2 separate regions of the Homo sapiens genome follow, and region 1 is linked to region 2. A link is a contact called in ENCODE Hi-C or POLR2A ChIA-PET data. All regions are on one chromosome and are shown on one strand. Each heading gives the region's core, a stretch centred on a gene start or an enhancer-like site at or near the end of the contact. The rest is flanking DNA. Distances are from core to core; before and after follow the strand shown. Region 1 holds the start of SLC30A9 (solute carrier family 30 member 9). Region 2 holds the start of RFC1 (replication factor C subunit 1).

Region 1 (6,278 bases), core at 820-3,319, 2.6 Mb after region 2:
TATTTATAAATTTGCTGCCTCTTCCAATAGAAAATAAGCCCTATGATACTAGAATCTTACCTGTTATGTATAGGTAGGCAACGCTGAATGTGTCTCAAATGGAGCATAAAAACAAAGTCTCTTGGTAAGGATGGGATTTAGGGTCAAAGGAAATTCCCCTAAGGAACTCTAAAACTGACATTATCTTAAGTTTTAGCACTTGGGGAAGTTTCAAAGACTTTCCAAAAGGATAAGTATATCATGATATGTAGGTATAAATACCAAGACAACTGCAGAGTTATTTTAATCCAAGTCTGTTGAGGCTTTATTATGTGATACAGCATTGTGAGAGTTAAGGTAACAGAAAATGATACACTTTGTTCTTCAAACTTATTTGGCAAATCAAGGGTACTGGAGGTTTATAACAATTAGTAGTGTCTAAGTCAAGTTACACCCCAACTATACCAGGAAAAAGAAGGACAGGAAAGCACACACTGTGAAATTTTACTGTGCACCAACATATTTTACACATCAGGTGGGCTGTTATGGAAATTAAGAACTCTGCACAAAATGTATTTTTTTTAAAAGTTTTATCAAGAAAGGAACATTTTCTTCTAAAAATGATTAGTACAGCTAAACAAAATAAAAATAATAATCCTATCGCACAAATTAAAAATAAAACCTGAGAAGTTTTGATCAGGCTTGCCTAAAACGAGTTGAAACCAAAGCCATTTTAAGAATCCAAAATATGAGATTAGTTTTGTTCAAAAAGAATTATCCATAAAAGTTAATAGATGTTTGCATAGTTACCATAAAATAAGAGGTAAGCCTTTATGTATTTTTACTTCATAAAGTTGAATTTCTATTAAAATCTATTACAAGAAAGGGAAAGTAACTTTCCAGTAATATTCAGATTTTTTAGTAATATTGAGCCTACATTTATGGGACATCATTTTTTAATGTTTGTCCACTGAATATTTTAAGTTATGTTTGTCATAGGAAATTAAATTTGCTTACCATTCTTAACGATAATCTCTTTCCTCATTTGGTTATACTTATCTCAATTAGTATAAGAGACTTGTTGATTTTTTTAAAAATTAAGGACATACTAAATTTCCCCGAGATAGTTATTTTGCAGTAATATAGATAAGCGACTCAGATTAACTTTAAAACAAACCACCATACATTCCATTCAATTTATTTTTGCCAGGCATTGTTTTAGCGGCTTTATACAGCCATGTACAAAATAGACAAGATTCCAGCATCATGATGCTTATTTTCTATTCTAGGACACAAAATAGAAAAAAAAATCTCAAATAGTGATAAGCGTTTTGAAGAAAAGTATATAGGACAGCCGGGTAGAGAATGACCAGGACTACCATAGCTAGGGTGGTCAAGGAAGGCCTCTCTTGAGTTTGAGTTAAGAGCTGAATGAGCATGGCAGAGAGAAACAGTTAACGTGGATACTGTTCAGGTTTCTTTCTCCCTGGGACCAAAATGTTTCGAAGTCTGCATACCTCCGTTTACCCTAACTTGTCATGAACATAAAACCTCTTATATTGCAGGCAAAAATCTGAGGTTCACAGATTAGTAGGGCAAGTAGCTGATTCCGAAGTGTGTACTTGCCTTTATGATACTGGATACACACTGGTGTTAACAAGGAGAACGATGTACGTGGCAGACGTTCGGAGAGTACTGGACATGTTGGTTCTAATTTGGGTTTATCCTGGCAGGCTCTAGGTAGAGAGGCTCAGAAAACCTGCGTCCATCCTTCCCATCTTTCCTCCCATTTCCGAAACCACGGCCCCGGTTTCGAGTCCAGAAAAAAAGGAATAAGTAGAACTCCCAAAGGACAGCTTTCCTGGCTGAACAAGATGTAAACAGTTTACGTGATTTCCAACCAAGCGCAAAAGTACAGGTGCAAAAGAAGACGGCAGACACCAAACTTCCCCTGCAGCCACGCCCTCCCCACTTTGGGAGTCTGGGTCCCCGGGAAGGAAGGCCTCCCTATTGGTGCTCAACGTGTTACGTCACTTCCGCTACCTCCACGGCAGGCGTCGCTAAATGACGTTGCCGTTTCCGGGTCACCCAGGCAGCTTGTGGCGGCGAAGCCATCGGTGTTCGCTGATGTCCAGTCTATGGAGTCAGTTGGTACCGGTGGCGGCGCGGAGGCAGAAGGCGGTGTCCGAGTAGGGGCCTCTGCCCCACCAGGATGTTACCCGGCTTGGCCGCCGCCGCGGCCCACAGATGTAGCTGGTCCTCCCTGTGCCGGCTCCGTCTGCGATGCAGGGCGGCGGCCTGTAATCCCAGCGACCGCCAGGGTGAGTGTCCCGCGCTGGCCGCTGGCTCCGTAGAAGCCGAACTGGAGGGCCAGGCTGGGCTCGGCGCCTCGCCTGGGGCAATTCGCCCACTTGCCTTTCGCCAACCTCAGAACCTTCCTTTCTGGCCTCCGCCTTTCCAGTTCAGCCTGCGCAGCCCGCGGGGGTCCTGACAGGTCTCTGACTCTGATGCCTTCTGCAGCCCTAGCATGGCCCCCGCGGGAACTTGTGGGCACCTCGCGGGCCGGATTGCACCTCTGAAGCCTACCGCTTTGTACCAAACAAAATGTTACGTGCGCATCGCGGTGTCCCGCGGTTACTCACCTCCGCGGTTGGAAATTGCGGACTCCGCAAAGTTCCAGGGTCTTTGGAGCTTTCCAGCGCACCTTCATTTAGCACTTGGTTGAGATTTTCTTGGCCTTCTTTTTCTTACTCTCCCAACTTATTTTCTTAAATTTTCTAAAAGGAAGGAGGGGTGCTACTCACTACGGATCTTTTGGAAGAAGTACGAAAGTATCCGACAATCATTGAATGAACCCAGTTTGGGTCCGAAAAACAAAGAAACTCTTCAGTTCGGCTGAGCAGTCTTTTTGGTGAAAAGGTGGCAGTTGTAGTGGTAACCCAGAAAAAAAGGTGGTTGAAGAGAATTTTCGTCTCTCTCAACATTCTTTTCTGACTCAAATTTAAATGGTTTGAGAGTTTCCAAAATAACATTGAACTAATCAGGCTTACCTTCGTTTTTGCCGTAGCTTGACACACATTGCTTGACACTGAGAACTGATAGGATCTCTGAGGGAGAAGACAGAACTAAGTCCACCCTTAACCTAATCCCTCCATTCTTGGGATGCAGAGAGTATTTACCGAAACATTCATGTTCGAAGCCAGGTGTGGTGGTGCGCTCCTGTAGTCCAGCTACTCGGGAGACTGAGGCAGGCAGATCTTTTGAGCCCAATAGTTCTAGGCTAGCCTTGGCAACATAGTGAGCTGTCTGTAAAAACATAGGTTTGAAAAAACCTGTAACATGTTCGTGACCTCCTGAAAGAAGTCGGAAGTTGCAGTCATTCGAGATTTTATGTAATATAAGCTATAGTAACTATGCTGTGGATATAAATTAGAATATATTCGTATCTTTTATTTGCAATAAATGTAAAGCTGAATCTTAGAATTTCAAACGGATAAATTTTAACAGCACTATTCCCAGGGCTTTTTTGGTAGTGATAGAAAAGTGTAACTGTTGAGTTTTTCCATATTGGCAATATACTGCCAGGTTCCCTTATGGACAGAATGAATCATCGGCTGGGTGCAGTGGCTCATGCTGCTAATCCTCAGGAAGATTGTAAACCTTAGGACGCTGAGGTGGGTGGATCGCTTCAGCCCAGGAGTTCCAAGACCAGCCCGGGCAACATGGCAAAACTGCCTCTCTACAAAAAATTAGCCTGGTTTGGTGACGCGCGCCTGTAATCCTAGCCTGTACTCAGGAGGCTGAGGTGGGAGGATCGCTTGAGCCCAGGAAATTGAGGCTGCAGTGAGCCTTGAGCATGCCAGTGCACTCCAGCCTGGGTGACAGAGTGAGACCTGTCTCAAAAAAAAAAAAAGAAAAGAAAAAGAAAAATGAATCATACGTTTATACTGTACTCCAGAATCCCCAAGTAAGTTTCTAACACAATTGTTTCTATTGACCAAGCAATTTTGGCATTTTACACTGAAATTACAGTGGCTGTTAAATTTAGTCTAAACTGCCCTTTAAGTGTTGGCAAAAAGGAGAAGAAACAGTGTAATTTGTAATCCCTCTTCTGTGTAGCTGTCATTATGTTGAAAATTATGTATTCTTTGTCTCATCTGTCTGTGAAACACAGATAATTATTACCTACCTTAGTGGTCAAAATGACTTTGCAAAGTTGTTTGGAATGTTTATTACTACAAAAAATTAAAATTTTTTTTACACTTAAAAATGCTTAGTAGGTTTTTAAAAATAACTTTGTGAAAATTTAGTTTCAGTAATGAAGCATTTCTTAAAAGGGCAACCATTATTATGGCAAAATTTAAAAATCATTTAGAAAAAGAGTACTATTTAAATTGGATGCATGTGAGAAGACTATTTGAAGAACTTTTGGAGAAAGAAAATCTAAAAACAGTTGTTTTTATTTGTCTAGAAGTAAGGTTTAGTTTATGCTTCTAAAATGCCTGTGGCTGGGAAAAGCTTATAAAGCATAAGGAGAGGAGGAAACCTTGAGGGATTGCTTGAATACTTAAAAATGAGGAATGCCTTTAAAGGCAAAATAGAAACTGTCTAAAAGAAATATGAGAGCCCTGTTTGTAATTTTGAGTTGTCTGATAGCCACATTAAAAAAAGTAAAATTAAAGATGAATTAATTTTAATATATCCTAGAATTAATTTTAATAACGAAATTTATATATTTTAATAATAAAATATATAAAATTTAATACTATTTTATTAAGTATATTCAAAATATTTCAACATGTAATCAATATCAAAATTATTGAAGTATTTTACATCATCTTTTTGTACTGTCTTTAAAACCCAGTGAGTATTTTACACTTTCAGCACATCACAGTTCAGACTAACCACGTTTTAAGTGCTCAGTAAACAGTGACTACTCAATTAGATAGTGTAGTTAGAGTTAGTATCTAAGTTATAAAGAATTTTTACAAACCAGTATACATTCCAGTAGGAAAATGGACAAAGGAATTGAATACAAAGTTCATAAAGTTGTTCAAGTGGCCAATAAAAATGCAAAAATGTTCCATACTGAAAAACAGAGACTTTAAAGGGTTTTACTTCTCACTGCCTATTTCATTTTGGCCGAATTTTTCATAATGATAATACCCCATATTGAGGGTGTGGGAAAACAGGAACTCTCTTAACTACTGATTGAAAACATAAACGGTTTATGCCCTCTGACCTAACAGTTTTTACTCAAAAGGATTTACTTTAAAGAAATAATCAAAATACATATTAAAATGTTTGCAGAAGTTTATTATAGTAATAAATTGGTAGTTCATAGTTATGGAGAGTGGGAAACTGAAATATATTATGATACCTTTATTATGGGCTGGTGATGTATACAACCATTTTTTTAAAAAATTATAATTCAGGGCTGGGTGTGTTGGCTCATGTCTGTAATCCCAACACTTTGGGAGGCCGAGGTAGGGGGATCACCTGAGGTCAGGAGTTCGAGACCAGCCTGGCCAACATGGTGAAACCCCATCTCTACCAAAAATACAAAAACTAGCTGGGCATGGTGGCGGGCGCCTGTAATCCCAGCTACTTGGGAGACTGAGGCAGGAGAATCACTTGAACCCAGGAGGTGGAGGTTGCAGTGAGCTGAGATTGCGCCACTGCACTCCAGCCTGGGCGACGAGCGAAACTCCATCTCAAAAGAAAAAAAAAAGTTATAATTTAGAAGAATAGTGACATGGAAAATACTCTTGTGTTATTAGGTAAAAACTGTAGAAAAATACAGTGAAAATATATACTGTGATATTAACAGTGAGTTTGTCTAAAAATTTTTTTATTTGTGTTTTACAAATGATCTACAGTACACATATACTTCTAAAGAATAAAAATGTTACTTAGTTTCTGTAGTAAGTATATCCTTTTTTATAAAAAGTTCTTTGGGTTAGGATAGAGCACATATTTCTTTTTTTCATGTATTTATACCTTGCCTCATTTGGCAAAAATTTGAGAGGGGAAGACACTTAAGTATACTAGATGAACACTGAAATTAATAAAAGTGTAATTTTTAAATAGAAAATAGAAATCAAACATACTATGTTATTATTGTCTCCAATCTGCTAGTATTTATTGTCATAAGAAAAGTAGGCTGAGAATTTAACTTTTATCCCCAGCAGAGGTCCCTCCTCCTCCTCAACCTCTTTAAATAACTAAGAGTATTGACAGTTACAAAAGACCAGTCTGGCCAACATCGTGAAACCTCATCTCTACTAAAAATACAAAAA
Region 2 (6,605 bases), core at 2,769-5,268:
TCTTGAAAAAGAACAAAGGTGGAGGACATACTTCCTGACTTCAAAAATTATGACAAAGCCACGGTAACACAGTGTGTTGCTGGCATTTAGATAGATATATAGATCAATGGAACAGAACTGGGAGTTTAGAAATCAACTCTCGCATTTACAGTCAACTGATTTTTGACAAGGGTGCCAAGATAATTCAATGGAGAAAGAAGAGTCTTTTCAAAAAATGGTTCTGGGACAACTAGATGTCCACATATAAAAGAATAAAATTGGACCTCTATACTTCACACCCTATATAAAAATTAACTCAGAAATGGATAAAAGTCCTAAATGTAAGAGCTAAAACTACAAAGCTCTTAAGCATAAATCTTCATGACCTTGGATTAGCAAGAGAAACTTAAATGATGAAAAAAAGACAGACATGCAAGGATGTGGAGGAAGACTATTTCAAAGAAAGAAAATAGCAACAAAAGCCCGGAGAGAAACAGAACCAACCTAACACACTCAAAAGACAGAGAGAGAAAATCAGAGAGGTAGGTAGGGGCCTTAGAGGCCAAGTTCAGGTACATATGCATGGCAAAAGCATATTATTTGGCAAAAGCTATATTATAATAAAGTCGAGCACTGCTCCAGGGAGAGCATTCCACATAGTAAACCATGATGTGAAAGTTGCCTGCCTGTAGGAGTGGAGCAATGAAACAGTTCAGACCACAATTTATTTAAACTGACCTCACGGCTCTTCAAACAGCTGTTCCTTAAGTCTCATGTGTGTTTAATTCAATCTTATGCATATTTTCAATAATTATACCAACCAATTAATTATATATGCTGACTTCTTAAAAATGGCATCTCTCAGGTTTTATTCACGTTTTGTGCAAACAATTAAATCTCAGTGAAATTCAAATTGTCTACATGGCTTCTTTATTTCTTTTATTTTTAATTTTCTTTCTATTTATTTACGTGGTTCAAATTTCGAAAGGGTAAAAAGTCCCCCTCTTATCCTGCCTCTCAGACACATATTTCCCATCTCTGGAGGCAACAAATGTTATCAGTTGGTTCCTTCTGTATCTTTCCAGAGAAATTTTATATTTTGGCAATTGTTTCATATCAGAGTATAAAGTTTTCTCATTTTTATAAAGGTTGCACAGTATTCCATTGTGTGAATACACGTACTTTATTTCTTTATTGATAACTTTTAATTGGAATTTTTGTTTTCAATGCAGCTCCCAGGGCAAGAGCTGTCTATGGATGGGCTTCAGAAGATAAGTGAATAGGCCAGGCACAGTGGTTCATGCCTGTAATCCCGGCACTTTAAGAGGCTGAGGCAGGTGGATCAACTTGAGGCCAGGAGTTCAAGACCAGCCTGGCCAACATGGTGAAACTTCATCTCTACTAAAAATAAAAAAATAAAATAGCTGGACATGGTGGCACACACCTGTATTCCCAGCTACCAGGCAGGCTGAGGCACAAGAATCGCTTAAACCTGGTAGGCAGAGGTTGCAGTGAGCCAAGACTGCACACTGCACTCCAGCCTGGGCAAAACAGCAAGACTCTCAAAAAAAAAAAAAAAAGAAGAAGAAGAAGAAGATGATAAGTGAACAGGCCAGGCACAGTGGCTCATGCCTGTAATCTCAATGCTTTGGGAGGCCAGGGTGGAAGGATCGCTTGTACCCCGGAATTAGAGATGGCAGTGAGCTATCATCACACCACTGCACTCCAGCCTGGGCAACAGAGCAAGACCTTGCCTTTAAAAAAAAAAAAAAAAAAAAAAGAAGAAGAAGATAGGTCAATCCCTTAAAATGGTGTGTATATGCCCATATGCATTTCTCTGGGCAGAAAATTTGCATATCATTCACTGTATTTATCAAAGGAAACTGTAACTGAAACAAAGATTGAGAACTACTGTCCTTCATACCCAACGACACAGTCTGAGGGAAAAAAAAAAAAAAGAACTACTGTCTTATAACTTTGCACAAGTGTTCAATAAACATTTGTTGAATCAATTTTAGTCTAGGGTTTTGCTAATTGTTGCACTAGAGACTGGAGGGCTAAATTAAATATCAGTATAATACAAAATTCTTATCTACCTCATAGGATGTTTACCCACTAACAACAAAACTGACCAATTTGACCTATTTCTTTTCTGAGAAGAGGTCTATTTTTTATCTGCACCATGAACAGGAGTACTAAAGAAAGAAAAGAACCAAAAGTAAAAGCACCTGAATGATCAAAAGTTGACCACACAAGCTATGTTCACCATAAATGACAGAGGAATCTACCATGCCTCTTAAAATCTATGTAACTTTCCATAGAGTCCTTTCTGAGAAAATAGATCACTGGTAGCTGTGTAGTTGCCTAACATGCCAGGCACCAGAACCAGAACGGAAGCTTTACCTATACATCTTGCTTAATCCCCAAAACAATCACTATGGCAGCTATTATTTTCCCCTCTTTTACAGATAAGGAAACAGAGGCTTAAAGAGATTAAACTTAAGCTATTTACTTGCCCAAGACCACGTAACTATTAAACTAGACTATACTAACATAGTAATATAACTATAAATTAATATATAAACCATTAAACTAAAATATTACCACGTTCTTCATCTTCAAGACTCCAAGTCTCAAGCTTCCAAAATACCACAGTGCTTTGGCCTCCAAAATGTAATGATGATCATTATAGGGAAGTAGTATAACATGGTGGTCAGAAACACCAAGATTCTAATTCTAGTTCAACCACCTACTAGTTATATGATACACTGTTTAAATTCCAAAAAGGTGCTTGCACCATCTGTAAAACTGCATCGATGTGGGTTGAAATGAAAAAAAAAAAAAAAAAAAAAAACCATGGAAAACCAACAGTTCACATATTGACCTAAAGAAGATGCTTGGTACAAGGTAGCTACTATCATTACTGTTGCCCTTTTTTGAGAAGAAACACAAAGGCCTGCAACGTTTCCCAGTGTGGCATAAAATTTTCACCGCCCCCCCCCAGAATGTTGTCACTGTGACACGTTGACCAATGATTGAAAAAAATTATATCGGATTGTTAAGTATCTTCTAGCTTAATGAACATTTTAAATGGTCCTTTAAAAATATTTCAAACACAGAGCCATATCCATTGCCATACCATCAGGAATGTCTGCTTTGCTGGCTGCATAATCATTTCACTTTCAATTTGTTTGAACATTTTATCCAGAATTATGCAGTGAGGCTTGGGTTTTTTTCAGATTTTAAACATCAGGTGGTAAGAGGATGACAGCTGTCAAATGTCTTGCATCTGTTTCTATTCGCTGTACTTCTTTTTCCTAGTAAGCCATGTTATCCTTTTGACTCCTATGAACTCATCTAAACAAAATAAAATATCCTCTCCATGCCCTCGGTCTCAACACCGCTCAGGTGATCGTTAATGACGAGCGGAGATGAGACGAGCTGAGCTGTTAATGATAAAAGTTTAAGGCCCTACACAACATATTCCCTAAGAAAGAAAAGTTTGTTACATTCTTCTCCCTCGTGACCCAAAGCTTGAAATCCACGCTTTAGGCAGTACTCAAACTGAGGTTCGGGCAACGCCGAACAAGAAAATAACTTTACCAATGCGTCCCAAAACCACCATCCTTCCTCTCTTCCTTTCTCCCTTCCCCCAAGAGTGGGGGGCGGGGGGAAAGTGCAAGTACACGTAGCAACAAAATCCCTGCGCGCTGGCTGCCGCCCAGAGCCAGAGCCCGCGATGCAATGAAAGTTTTGCGTCCAGTGCCCGGTGTGCGGCCCCTTCTCTGCCTTTGCTAGCCTCCGGAACCACCCACCGCCATCCTCCCCCACCCTGCATACCAGGAGTGCCCGGTCCACACCAGGCCTGCAAAGCCCCCCCAGACCCCGAGCCGCACGGCCTCCCCCAGCGGCTCACCATCGCAGCCCCAGGATGAAGGCGCTGGCTGGCTGGCGGGTGGGCCGGTTGAGGAATCTGTTATCGAGGCTCAGGATCCATTCGCGCCAACAACTTCTCCCGCGAAGTGCAAGAAGGCGAAGACAGTGGCGCGCGGTGATGACGTCAGGAGGCGCGAGCTTTGCTTCCGTCCCGCCCAGAGGCGGGAGGTGCGACGCCTGCCCAGGTGCTGCCCCGAGGGCAGGCGGGCCGCTGACATCGAGAGGAACCACGGTGCTTTGGTGTGAGCTCGGTTTTTGGCGGGGGCGCTAAAGTAGGGGGATCCGATATTGGTTTCCTTGGCAGGCGGGGTACCCAAGTACCTCCCGGTTACACGTCTGGACAATGCACTTCCCTATAGTAACTTTGAAAAGTTTTTACTACCAACTTTAGTAAGATAAATGTTTTAGCTGTGCGTTTTACATATTATGTATAAATATCTATTCTGTAATAAGGTTTCATCAAGAGGCCGGACGCGGTGGCTCACCCCTCTAATCCCAGCACTTTGGGAGGCCGAGGCGGGTGGGTCACCTGAGGTCAGGAGTTCGAGACCACCTGACCAATGTGGTGAAACCCCGTCTCTACTAAAAATACAAAAATTAGCCAGGGGGTGGTGACGTGTGCCTGTAGTCCCAGCTACTCGGGAGACTGAGACAGGAGAATTGCTTGAACCCAGGAGGCAGTGGTGCAGTGAGCCGAGATCGAGCTACTGCCCTTTAGCCTGGGCGACAGAGCGAAACTCCGCCTCAAAAAAAAGAAAAGATACCGAAAGCTTTGGGGTAAACCAGTTGTATATGAATAGATTAGCAATTGAATCACGGAATACAATGAAACATTTGCGTACGATTTCAAGAGAAAGATTAGACCATAAAGAGTTCAATGGAGAAAGCAGTATCTCCAGCTTTGGCTCTAGCTACACTTTTGAAATTCTCACCCATCCACCCCCTGTTGGGTCTTGCGCTTTATGACACCAACATTTCTATGGCGAAAGATAGAACAGCCTGGAATACAACAGAGGCTGAGCATTGACAGCTTGTATTTATTAAACGCCTATTGTTGTACGTGCAGCTCTGGACTAGCCTAGCTCATTTTATCCCCATGATGACACTGACTACTCTTATCCCGAATTTACAGACAGACTGTTACTTATTAACAGGGCCTCACTGCACTGTTCCCTCTGAAGCCAGGATGCTAGGTCTCCAGCCCCACCACCTGCTATTTATGTGACCAAGGGCAAGTTACTGTGCCTCGGTTTTGTCTTAGCAGACATATCACACAAATTTTTGCCCATAATTTTAGAGGACCTACACCAATTTATAATGTTCATTGTGTTATAAATCAATAAATGAGTAAATAAGACATAAAAAGTTGTACGTGTCTTTTATATTACATTCCTCTTAACTTTTGCTTTTTTTTTTTTTTGGCATTTGAAGCCTTCCTTGAGTTTAAATGAGACTTAAGTCAGGAGACTGTAACTTCTTTGTGAGATTGTTTTCTTTAGGAATATTTATTTACATGAAAATACTCTATCTCAGAAATATACCAGATCTAAAATGACTGCATATGCTTTGAAACTCCTCCCTTGAACCTGGACTGGCCTATGACTGATTTGATCAAAGAATACAATGGAAGTGATACTATGCCAACTCCAGACCTAAGCTTTAAGAAGACTGGCAGCTCCTGTCTTGCTCTCTTGGAGCACCATGTAAAGCCAGGGAGGTGGTCATCTGAGACCAGCCTTATAGCCATCTCCACCAGGCACCATGCATGTAAATGAAGCCATCTCAGATCCCATCCAGCAACTGATGGAATTTCACTAGCTTTGTTGACCCCATTCAACACCTGGGAGAGCAGAAAAATCACTCAGTCAAGGCCTGTCCAAATTTCCTGACCCACAGTAGCGTGAACATAATTAAATGATTGCTCTGTTAAGGTAATAAGTATTGGAGTGGTTTCTTATAAAGGAATAGATATCCAGAATGGAAATATTTTTGAAGACCCAAAATAGGACTGAGCATGGTGGCACATGCCTATAATCCCAGCACTTTGAGAGGCCTTGTCTCAGGAAAAAAAAACAAAAACAAAAAAAAAGTGAAACCAATCAGAAAAGATTTCCCTGCTGATCCATGCCTTTTTGTTAGCAGAATAATGGCATGGAAAGAAATTCACTCCTTGAAAACAGTATGGATATAAGCTTTTGCCTATCACAGCAAGTTTACATTTATGGATGCCTGCTGCATTAGCACATGCCGGCACTGTTATTCCATCCTTCCCATCCTTAATTCCTTTATGGGCTAGCTCATCAGCCATAGTTAGTATCTATCTGGGGCAAATAACACCAAAACAGTGATGTTTCAGCAATCTTGTAGACTTGGTCTAGTGTCAGATTTTCATGAGTGAAAATATTGGCAAATTCATCAACACATTTCTCCACTGCTTTGTGATCAGCAGATGCTTTATTGCCACAGATTTTTTAAAAATGTAACACCCTGTCTTTTCTTAAATTTATGCAACCAGCCAGTTGAATATGCACAATTCCCTTCAATTTTTAGTTCATTGCAATAGATCTTTGTTTCATGATCAGCATACCATCACGTGGCATGTGTTCACTATGATGCTTATGAATTTATGCTTTCAATACATGATTGAGATTTTCTTTTTTAGCTTTACGTAGTTTTTTTTGGGGGGGGGG

What was found. Hi-C counts contacts between places; a loop is a spot of excess contacts on that map. ChIA-PET counts read pairs that join two places held with the same protein, here RNA polymerase II (POLR2A). Pooled maps may share reads with other maps.
Region 1: a loop to region 2 is called in a map of CD4-positive, alpha-beta T cell, with 14 times the contacts of the local background. The contact joins the promoter of SLC30A9 here to the promoter of RFC1 in region 2. A Hi-C loop is called at or near these places in 1 of 168 maps with a recorded cell type or tissue (CD4-positive, alpha-beta T cell) and 7 of 50 pooled maps. POLR2A ChIA-PET finds 5 or more read pairs at or near these places in 2 of 52 experiments (CD8-positive, alpha-beta memory T cell and H1).

Annotation. Positions count from the first base shown.
Region 1 is chr4:41,988,461-41,994,738 of GRCh38, forward strand. It overlaps SLC30A9 (solute carrier family 30 member 9), which reads left to right and starts at 2,070. Exons shown (of 18, transcript NM_006345.4): 1 at 2,070-2,300. The coding sequence starts at 2,192. RefSeq lists enhancers at 1,742-1,821, 2,102-2,241 and a silencer at 1,951-2,170.
Region 2 is chr4:39,362,344-39,368,948 of GRCh38, forward strand. It overlaps RFC1 (replication factor C subunit 1), which reads right to left and starts at 4,019. Exons shown (of 25, transcript NM_002913.5): 1 at 3,896-4,019. The coding sequence starts at 3,898. RefSeq lists an enhancer at 3,941-4,060.